Regions from separate parts of the Homo sapiens genome. Here region 1 is linked to region 2. The links are chromatin contacts, found by Hi-C or POLR2A ChIA-PET in ENCODE. All regions are on one chromosome and are shown on one strand. The core of a region is the stretch at or near the end of the contact, and the rest is flanking DNA. Distances in the headings are between cores, read along the strand shown.

The links. A loop is a pair of places that touch in the nucleus more often than their neighbours do. ChIA-PET counts read pairs that join two places held with the same protein, here RNA polymerase II (POLR2A). Pooled maps may share reads with other maps.
Region 1: a loop to region 2 is called in a map of OCI-LY7, with 4 times the contacts of the local background. The contact joins the promoter of CHD1L here to the enhancer-like site in region 2. A Hi-C loop is called at or near these places in 1 of 168 maps with a recorded cell type or tissue (OCI-LY7) and 7 of 50 pooled maps. POLR2A ChIA-PET finds 5 or more read pairs at or near these places in 3 of 52 experiments (OCI-LY7, Panc1 and activated B cell).

What each region holds. Positions count from the first base shown.
Region 1 is chr1:147,240,084-147,245,013 of GRCh38, forward strand. It overlaps CHD1L (chromodomain helicase DNA binding protein 1 like), which reads left to right and starts at 2,601. Exons shown (of 23, transcript NM_004284.6): 1 at 2,601-2,747. The coding sequence starts at 2,621. RefSeq lists a silencer at 2,433-3,052.
Region 2 is chr1:147,044,561-147,049,554 of GRCh38, forward strand. No RefSeq gene overlaps it. Among named protein-coding and RNA genes, the nearest start is that of TRH-GTG1-2, 26 kb to the right of the region's middle. Within about 2 kb of position 2,136, at least 3 of the 41 ENCODE cell types and tissues checked have a DNase peak (open chromatin) inside an H3K27ac peak, as active enhancers do; they include OCI-LY7, where a contact is called at or near this core.

The sequences.
Region 1 (4,930 bases), core at 1,351-3,850, 200 kb after region 2:
AGCATTAATCCTACCTTGTGGGGAAAAGAAAGAGAGCTCAGACTGCTACTGTGTCTGTGTAGAAAGAAGTAGAAATAAGAGACTCCATTTTGGTCTGTTCTAAGAAAAATTCTTCTGCCTTGAGATGCTGTTAATCTGTAACCCTACCCCCAACCCTGTGCTCCCTGAAACATGGGCTGTGTCCACTCAAGGTTAAATGGATTCAGGGCTGTGCAGGATGTGCTTTGTTAAACAAATGCTTGAAGGCAGCATGCTTGTTAAGAGTCCACTCCCTAATCTCAAGTACCCAGAGACACAATACACTGCGGAAGGCCGCAGGGACCTCTGCCTAGGAAAGCCAGTTATTGTCCAAGGTTTCTCCCCATGTGATAGCCTGAAATATGGCCTTGTGGGAAGGGAAAGACCTGACCGTCCCCCAGCCTGACACCCATAAAGGGTCTGTGCTGAGGAGGATTAGTAAAAGAGAAAGGAAGGCCTCTTTGCAGTTGAGATAAGAGGAAGGCATCTGTCTCCTGCTCATCCCTGGGCAATGGAATGTCTCGGTGTAAAACCCGATTGTATATTCCATTGACTGAGATAGGAGAAAACCACCTTAGGCCTGGAGGTGGGACATGTGGGCAGCAATACTGCTCTTTAAGGCATTGAGATGTTTATGTGTATGCACATCAAAAGCACAGGACTTTTTTCTTTACCTTGTTTATGATGCAGAGACATTTGTTCACATGTTTTCATGCTGACCGTCTCTCCACTATTACCCTATTGTCCTGCCACATCCCACTCTCTGAGAAATGCCCGATAATGATCAATAAATACTAAGGGAACTGAGGCTGGTGCCAGCGCAGGTCCTCTGTATGCTGAGCGCCGGTTCCCTGGGCCCACTTTTCTTTCTCTATACTTTGTCTCTGTGTCTCTTTTTTTTCTTAAGTCTCTCATTCCACCCGACGAGAAATACCCACAAGTGTGGAGGGGCAGGCCACCCCTTCACTACCTGATTTTTATTTATTGCTTGTCTCCTCCTTTTAAAATGTAAGATCCAGGAGATAAGTGGCCTCTATCTTCAGTACCATAGAGTGCTTGGCACATAGTATGTAATTCAGTCAGTGTCAGGCCTCTGAGCCCAAGCTAAGCCATCATATCCCCTGTGACCTGCACGTACACATCCAGATGGCTGGTTCCTGCCTTAACTGATGACATTCCACCACAAAAGAAGTTTAAATGGCCCGTCTTTGCCTTAAGTAATGACATTACCTTGTGAAAGTCCTTTTCCTGGTTCATCCTGGCTCAAAAAGCTCCCCTACCGAGCACCTTGTGACCTCTCACTCCTGCCCGCCACAGAACAAACCCCCTTTGACTGTAATTTTCCTTTACCTACCCAAATCTTATAAAACGACCCCACCCCTATCTCCCTTCGCTGACTCTTTTCGGACTCAGCCCACCTGCACCCAGGTGAAATAAACAGCTTTATTGCTCACACAAAGCCTGTTTGGTGGTCTCTTCACACGGACGCGCATGAAAGTCAGTATTTATGAATGACTCAAGACACAAAAATAGCTTCATAAAACAGTGCTTTGCTTGAGTTTTTATGAATAAACCAATCTGAAGTCATCCCTTTTCTAGCTCAGAACAAATTTCTCCCTTTTATTTTAGAGGAAGATGAGAATGGAGGGTACAAATTTAACATGAGTTTACTGAAGAAGGAAGCACCAAGATTAACCTAAATGAGAATACTATTCTAATGACATTAGCCAGAGAATAATATCGTTCCTGTTCCAGTACTGCCAATTACCATTACAAGTCCCAATATCTTCATTTACAATGTGGGGACAATTATAACACCTAATTATTGGTTATTGTGAAGGTTAAATAAGAAAATATACTTAAAGCCCTTAGGACACCACCCAGAACTTCATCAATAAATGCAGCTATTTTGTTATTATCATATTTATATTAGTGGTATACTACATCATAAATCCACTCAAAGCTGATGCTGAGTCACGGTGACCCCTAACTGAACACATTGCCTCAATCTGCTCCCCATAATGCACTTGAGATACCCACTGCCACAATGACGTCTTTGGTGATTTTAATTTACTACTATTCAGAGGTTCCCAATTTTGGCCTACAGGTCACAGGCAGTAAGAAAGGGATTTCAGGGACTAAATCAATTTATCACTAGGTAAACCGAACAAGAACAGTTTGATCTTATCGTGAATCACTGGAGGGCACGGAACAAGTCTTACTTCTAGAACCCCCAGGGCCCAGCGGAGTGTCTGACACATGATAGTCGATGTTGATTAAATAATAAATGAATGATGAACACATGCCACCTCCTTGACGGGCAGTTCAGGCAATCAGACGTCCTGTGCGTGATCAGACGCCTAGCGCTTCAGAAGCACGACTGGTGAGAACTGGGCAGCCCTTCCACGCTCCGCACTGCAAGAACTGCCTGTCCGGAAGGGTGACTGCACCAGCTCCGCTCCGGATATCTTGGCAGGACGCGCCCTCTGGCGGCGCCTCGCTCGTAGGTGGGCCCCAGCGCGCAGTCGCGCGCCCCCGCGCGTTGGGAAGTTGGGAGGGAGGTGCGCGCTTGGCCGCGCGGGGCGGGGCCTCTACCGGCCCGATGGAGCGCGCGGGCGCTACTAGCCGCGGGGGCCAAGCCCCTGGCTTCTTACTGCGGCTTCATACTGAGGGCCGAGCCGAGGCGGCGCGGGTGCAGGAGCAGGACTTACGGCAGTGGGGGCTGACAGGTGAGCGGGCTCCGGGCGGACTTCGGCCAGGCGGGCCAACCTATTGGGACTGCCTCTTGCGGGCCGGGGGCGCAGCGGGTGGGCCGCCCGGTGGGCAGTTTACCCGCTCGCGCCAGGGCCTTCCTTCGCTCCTGCCGTGGGCGGAGAGAAACTGCGCCCGGGCTTGGTGGCCACGGCCCCCGCCTGCGCGGCGCGCGGGGCCGGCGGACGCCAGATGAATGAGGTCGCGGGCCCGGTAGCCAGGCCTGGCCCCTGGCCTGTGGAGGGGAAACGTGGTGAGATCAGCGCCACCTGCAGGCCTCCGCTGAAGAGTTGGACGGCCTGGTGCACCAAGGATGTAGGTTTCCAGTTGCTGTTCCGGTGGGTTTGGGTCCCGGCCTGGGGAGTTTATTGGTTGCTTCTGTAAAACGATCAACTCATCTCCCAGCTTCAGCTTCTCCGTTTACTGTGCGCGCGCAGTTATTGGAGAATTCGCCACGGATTAATTCTCCGGATCGAGTTACGTGCGGTAGTGAGCGGACAAACTCAAGCAAAGCACTGTTTATGAAGCTATTTTTGTGTCTTGAGTCATTCATAAATACTGACTGAACCACGTACTATATGCCAACTTAGCTTGTCCGCTCACCACCGCACGTAACTCGATTTATTGACACTAGCCCTTACGGAGAGTCTGCAAAGCGCGAACCTTGCATGCCCCCCAGCCCTGCCGCTGCATGGCTGACCGTACTTCCTGCAGCTCCGAGACCCCGCTCTCCTCCTGGGTCTGCGCTGACTCGCCGCTGAACCGCCCCAGCCTCGTTTTCCTTACTTATAAGTTGGGAACGTAGTGTGTGCTTTGACTGTATTGACAGAATCATGCATCAGTAATAATACAGTCGTTTATTCATTACTTATTGAATGCTACTGGGAGCGTATTCTTAGGCATTGGCTACAAAGATGAGCAAAACAAATAGGGACCCTTCCTACCTAGAGTTTTAGACTAGTGAGAGTGCATTTAAAAGTATAAACTAATTTATTTAAGTGCTCAGTACCACGAAAGAGTAAGGTTTGTCATTCTAGGAATGAAACAAAAGGTGCAATTCTGTGTTCAGCTTAGAAGACTGAAAGATGAAGTTGAATGGAGAGGACGCTGACATGAAAGAGAAAGACCTCTCTCCTTGATTCCCTGAGTCTGTAAGAATGTGTGGCTGTAAGGAGTATGTATCCAGTTTTAAGTATGAGCTTGTAGACTGGTCTTTTTATGTTTGACTTTATCTTAACGAAAGTTTATGTTTGTGGGTTTGCCTATTTCCTTGCAAGTGTTGGGAATGGTTCTTTAAGAACTTGTGTGAGAGAGGGCTCAGAAAAGTGTGCCAGTTGATACTTAGCTGTGGATAATATGCCAGGAGAAACGTACATATGGGCAAGTGTTTTAGTGAAAATGAGGAGACAAGAGGTTGCAAGTTTGAGTGGATGGAATGGAGTGAGTAAATTCAGAATTAAGTAGGCAAATGTGGCAACTTGGATAAATTGGTAGTGGAGAAGGAAAATAGAAAAGCAGAGTCAAAGGAATGGCTACTGAATATTATAACTTGTAATTTCTATTTCTGTTTACCAGAATAAACTAGTGTTATGAGAAACTATTCTTCATGAGTTGGTTAAAAAAATTCTTACTACTTTTTTTTCGTTTGGTTACAGAAGTAGTACGTATTTTCAGTAAAACATTCAGGGAAATAGCCTATGCATAAAGAAAATAAATATTAATCTCCATAATCTCCTTACTGTTAACATGTTCTCTATCCTGTATAATTTCTTTTACTTTCTGGTGGAGGGGGAAGGTGAAAAATGGAGTTTCATGTACATTTTTTTGGGAAATCATAACTTTTTTTCCTTATCATTCAGTCTTCTTCAACATCATTCTTAATGGTTACAGTTTTTCAGTATATGGATGTACCATAGTTTAGACAGTCCCTCTTCTTGGTATTTAGGTTCTTTTTTTTGCTATTGTAAGTAACATAAATATCCTTGTAACCAAATATTTATTATAGGTATGGACGTTTAATTCCTGAAAGGTACCATTTCTAGAATAAAGAGTATGCAAAATTTTTGCTTATTTCTCTATACTCTCAGCAACACTGGTATTTTCTAATTTGAGAAGTTAATATGCTATCGTATTGTTTAATTTAATGTTTATTTGGTTACCA
Region 2 (4,994 bases), core at 886-3,385:
GGAGCATGGGAACAAATGTTCTTGAAATATTCTGCCTATACTTTCAAGTGGGATATGGATAATCACTGGCCAAGGGAGTCAATGTGTGCAAATATTGTCTGAAGAGGCCCTACAAGTATTCTGAGCTGTGAACATTTCCAGTGGTCTTTAAAAAGTTTTGAAAGACCTTTATGAGATCTTCTTTCCATATCAGCAGCCTGCACCTGCAGCTCTTCTTCCTGCACAGCCATCATGGACTGTAGAGCAGAAAGTTCCATCTGTGAAAAGAGGAAACAATGTCTGCCATGTTTACATTTTAACACTGAGGCAAATGCTTTTGCATATCATATCACTATCAGCCAGTAATGCAAAAGAAAACGAGAACATGAATAGGGCTCTACAGCATCAAATCAATAATCCATGCAGTATGGTAACAAAGGATGTTTTATGGGAAGATGTCATAGTTGTTCTTAATGATGTCTTCCACTTTAGCTGGCACTATGAAACACATCAAATTTGTTTAACAAGCTTATTATGATACTGAAAAAGAATGGTCACCATTAGCAGAAGCAAGAAGAGATGAAGTTTTTATGTATTTCACCTAACAAATGAAAACAATGATAGCATTAGGATATCTCCATTTTGCAACCCTTAATGAATTAATGGATAAGGCATCAAACAGCAACAGCTGCTAACATCACAAGAGATCACCAAACATTACATGCCTCCTGATGGAAGAACACGCCACCACCTATGAAGAAATATTGCCAAAAGCTGGCACTACATGCCCTAAACTTTCAGTGTTCTCACCAGAAAATGACAAGTACTTGGTTATGACAAAGTTCATTAAAAATCATGATAATAGGCAGGGCGCGGTGGCTCATGCCTGTAATGCCAGCACTTTGGGAGACTGAGGTGGGCAGATCACGAGGTCAGGAGTTCGAGACCAACCTGACCAACATGGTGAAACCCATCTCTACTAAAAATACAAAAATTAGCCAGGTGTGTTGGTGTGTGTCTGTAATCCTAGCTACTCAGGAGGCTGAGGCAAGAGAATCACTTGAACCCGGGAGGCAGAGGTTGCAGTGAGCCAAGATCACGCCACTGCACTCCAGCCTGGCAACAGAGCAAGACTCCGTCTCAAAAAAAAAAAAATCTTGATAATAACCATAGCTGCTAACACTTACTATGCCCCGGGTGCTCTAATAAATGTTTTGTGTATATTTAATCCTTTTAACAAACCTAGTGATCTGGCTCCTGCCTACTTTTCCTACTTTGATATCTGCCATTTTACTGCTCACTCATGACTGTAGGCACACTAGACTTTTTCTGTTCCAGGAACACCAGACTTTCTCTTGACTCGGCCTTTACAACTACTACTCCCTTTGCCTGAAATATCTTTCCCAGGGCTGCCTCCTTTTCATCCTCAGGTCCCAGCTTACATGTCGTCTGCTCAGAGAAGCCTTCTTTGGCCACCCTATTTAAGATGGTCTCCATCCATGTTGCTTTCTACCATTTCCCTCATATCACTTACTATACTCTATAATTATAATGTTTATTTATTGTCTGTATCTCCCCAGGAGAAATTAACTACATACAGCCAGAGACCTTACTGATTTCATTCACTACCTCATCCCCAGCACTAGCCCAAGCTTAGAGAAGGTCCCCATATAGCTAATGAATGAATGAGTGAATCCTCACAAAAATCCTATGAGATAACTACTCTTTGATTTATACATAAGGTGATTTCTTCTACTCTTCAATTTACAGACAAGGTGATTGAGTCTGAGGGAAATTAAGGAGCTTGTTCAAAAATCACAGGGCTGGCTAGTAAGTGGTAAATCCAGAATGTGAACTCAGGGAAGCTGACACAGAGCCACTAGGCTATAATGTCTTTCCTGTAGATACCATATATCCATACAATCTTTATGGTAAGGACAAATTATTTTAAATAAACCCTTTAAAGGAATTTAGCAATAGCTAAATATCACTCACTCAAAATATCTATTCATAGGCATTACAATTTCATGATCCTGAAAACAGGACAGAATCAAAAAGTAACATTACTCTGGATTTGATAAATGTGAGAAACACAGGAAGAGGATGTGGAAACTAAAATATCTGATATGAATACTCAGATAACGGCTAAGGTAGAACCACAAAAAGGAAGGGAGACTAGGGGATTTTTAAAACTGGTATTTCTTAAATGCCACACATTCTCATATCCTGAAAACTAATTGAGTTGAAAAACATGAGTCTGTTAGTAAGCAGAAATATGGTAATGAAATCAAAAGATAAAATATGATAATTCCATCACAAATAGAAACACAGGTTTTATATTACAGATCTAGCTATGGCAAAAGGTAAAAAAAAAAAACTAAGAGCTATTTGGACTAGCTAGCTAAACTGAGTTTAGGAAGCCATGACACTGACTGATCTTCTAAAAGAGATGCCAACATAGTAACAAATAAGCTTTTAGTTTCAGTCTGTAACTCTGCGCTGTGGTCCTAGTATTTCTTCAACATCATAGTTGAATATGCAACTAGCTGTGGAGGAAAGGCAGGGGGAAGGGAATCTCTAAGGCTGAAAGGCCTCTTCTAAAAAAATTGATGAGAACTCTATGCTAGAGCGAGTTAAAGCATAAGGTGGGAAAAATGTGCTCTAGGAAATGAATCTTCTTAGGAAGTATGTGAAGTCACAAAAGGCTTGAGTTTGAATCATAACTCTGGCATTTATTAGTTACCTGACTATTTTCCACTCCCATTTTAAAAGAGAAATCAGTGTTTCAACTTCTTCGTCTATAATAATTGGGCCGACACCACTTACTTTGTGTAGAGTTGTGAGCATTAGTGCTAATTTAAATACCTAGCACAGTACATTGCACATGAGTACTCAATAAACATTGATTATACTCAAATTTCTCGTTTCATGTTTCTAAAACTGATTTCATGGGTCTAATGTCATAACTCTAAGCAGCAATCACACAACACTTCCTTTTTTCACTAGTGCTTTACAATTATTATTATTATTATTATTATCTTGGAGGCGGAGTTTTGCTCTTGTTGCCCAGGCTGGAGTGTGATGGCACGATCTCAGCTCACTGCAACCTCCACCTCCCAGGTTCAAGCGATTCTCCTGCCTGAGGCTCCCAAGTAGCTGGGATTACAGGTACCCGCCACTACACCTGGCTAATTTTTGTATTTTTAGTAGAGACGGGGTTTCGTCATATTGGCCAGGCTGGTCTTGAACTTCTGACCTCAAGTGATCCGCCCACCTCGGCCTCCCAAAGTGCTGGGATTACAGGCATGAGCCACTGCACCCGGCCCTTACAATTATTTTATTCCAGTTAGCAATGGGGAGAGAGGGTTACGTTTTTCCAGCACTTAATAAGTTTTAATGGTCCCAATCTAAAAACAGGAGCATCTTTTTGAGATAATGTATATATAAAATAACTTATCTCCAAAAAGAAAAAAGTCATACCTGGCATTTGGACTCAGATATTATACTTGGAGAATTATATGCTTTTAAATATAAACTATTTTGAAAGAAAAAATAATAGGGATTTAGAAATTAAGACTTGACTAGAAAACTCACCTGACTTTCTCTTTCTTTGTTAGCCATGAGTTCAAGTTCCACTTTGGCATTACTCAGTTCTTTGTCCAGCCCTACAACTGTGTCCAAGTCTCCTAAAATGAAAATATAGCACTAGTTTTCATTGTTATTAACATAATGTGATATTTGCTGCCTCCTTTGAGTAATTTATAGAGGACACATTCCAATAATAAGAAAAAAGAAAACATACACAGATTGTTCTTTGTAGCATTATTTATCATAGCAAAATACTGCAATCATCCTAGATGCTATAAAGAAAAGATTGAATAAACTATAGTATATTCACAGATGGCACTATATACTGCTGTAAAAAAAGAATAAGGATGATCTTTATGAACTTTTATGGACTGATTTTGAGATTCTAAGAATATGTTAAGTAAAACAAGCTATGTGCTTAAGAATACATCTAAGGTAGTAGGTTTTATATTAGGAAAAAGGGGAAATAAGAATATATATATATACATCACATATACACAGATGATTCATTTGCTTATTTTTGCAAAAAGATATACAGGAAGAATAACCCAGAAATGAAACTGATTACCTGAAGGAGATGAGTGGAAACAGGAGAGAAGGGATAGGGAAATATGGGACATCTGAGTATATTGTTTTATATACTGGAGTTTTGAACTGTGTAAATGTTTAATTTTTAAGTGTAAGTCAGCTTGACAATGAATGGGAGAGAAAATGTCTAGAATTGAATACTAATATAAATAAATAGAGCTATATAGCAAATAGATAATGAAACTACCCAGAAGATAATAAAAAAATTAATCCAAATAATTTTTGAACTCACTACTCTAACTGAACACTGTCAGTGCAAAATATCCTAAGGATAAAAAGAATTACAAAAAAATCTTAAATATTACTTAATACTTTATTGTTGATGGTGGTATTTATGTAGCAATTCTGAAACTACCTTTGCATACTATAGTATTCTGCAAATGTGTAAATATTTTGAAACATATTGATGCTATAAGTAACCAGGGCTCTCAAGGAGATACAAATATGAAATGAGGGAAAAAAGAACCTATATTGTTAAATTGGAATTACAGAAATCAGTATCAAATCTTCATTATGTATACAAATACGCACAAACATACTTAAAAATATTCATTGCTAGCTCTGTTCTCTTAAAAGGGCCTAGAAGCAAAAGGCATTCATGTAGCAATGAACACATCTTGTGTCCAGATCATAGTTTCTGAATGCCATTACCCACCAAAAGGAACCAGGGAGCTCTTTAAGATAATGGCTGATTCTGGGACTGAGGCAGGTAAAGCAAAAGGTAATCATAGAACATCTTATTGTGCCAGAAACTATCAAACTATGCTAAAAAAAAAAAACTAATGGGGATATGGCAAAGGCTCAGAGAAACAGCTTGATGAGGCTCCCACTGACCAAAT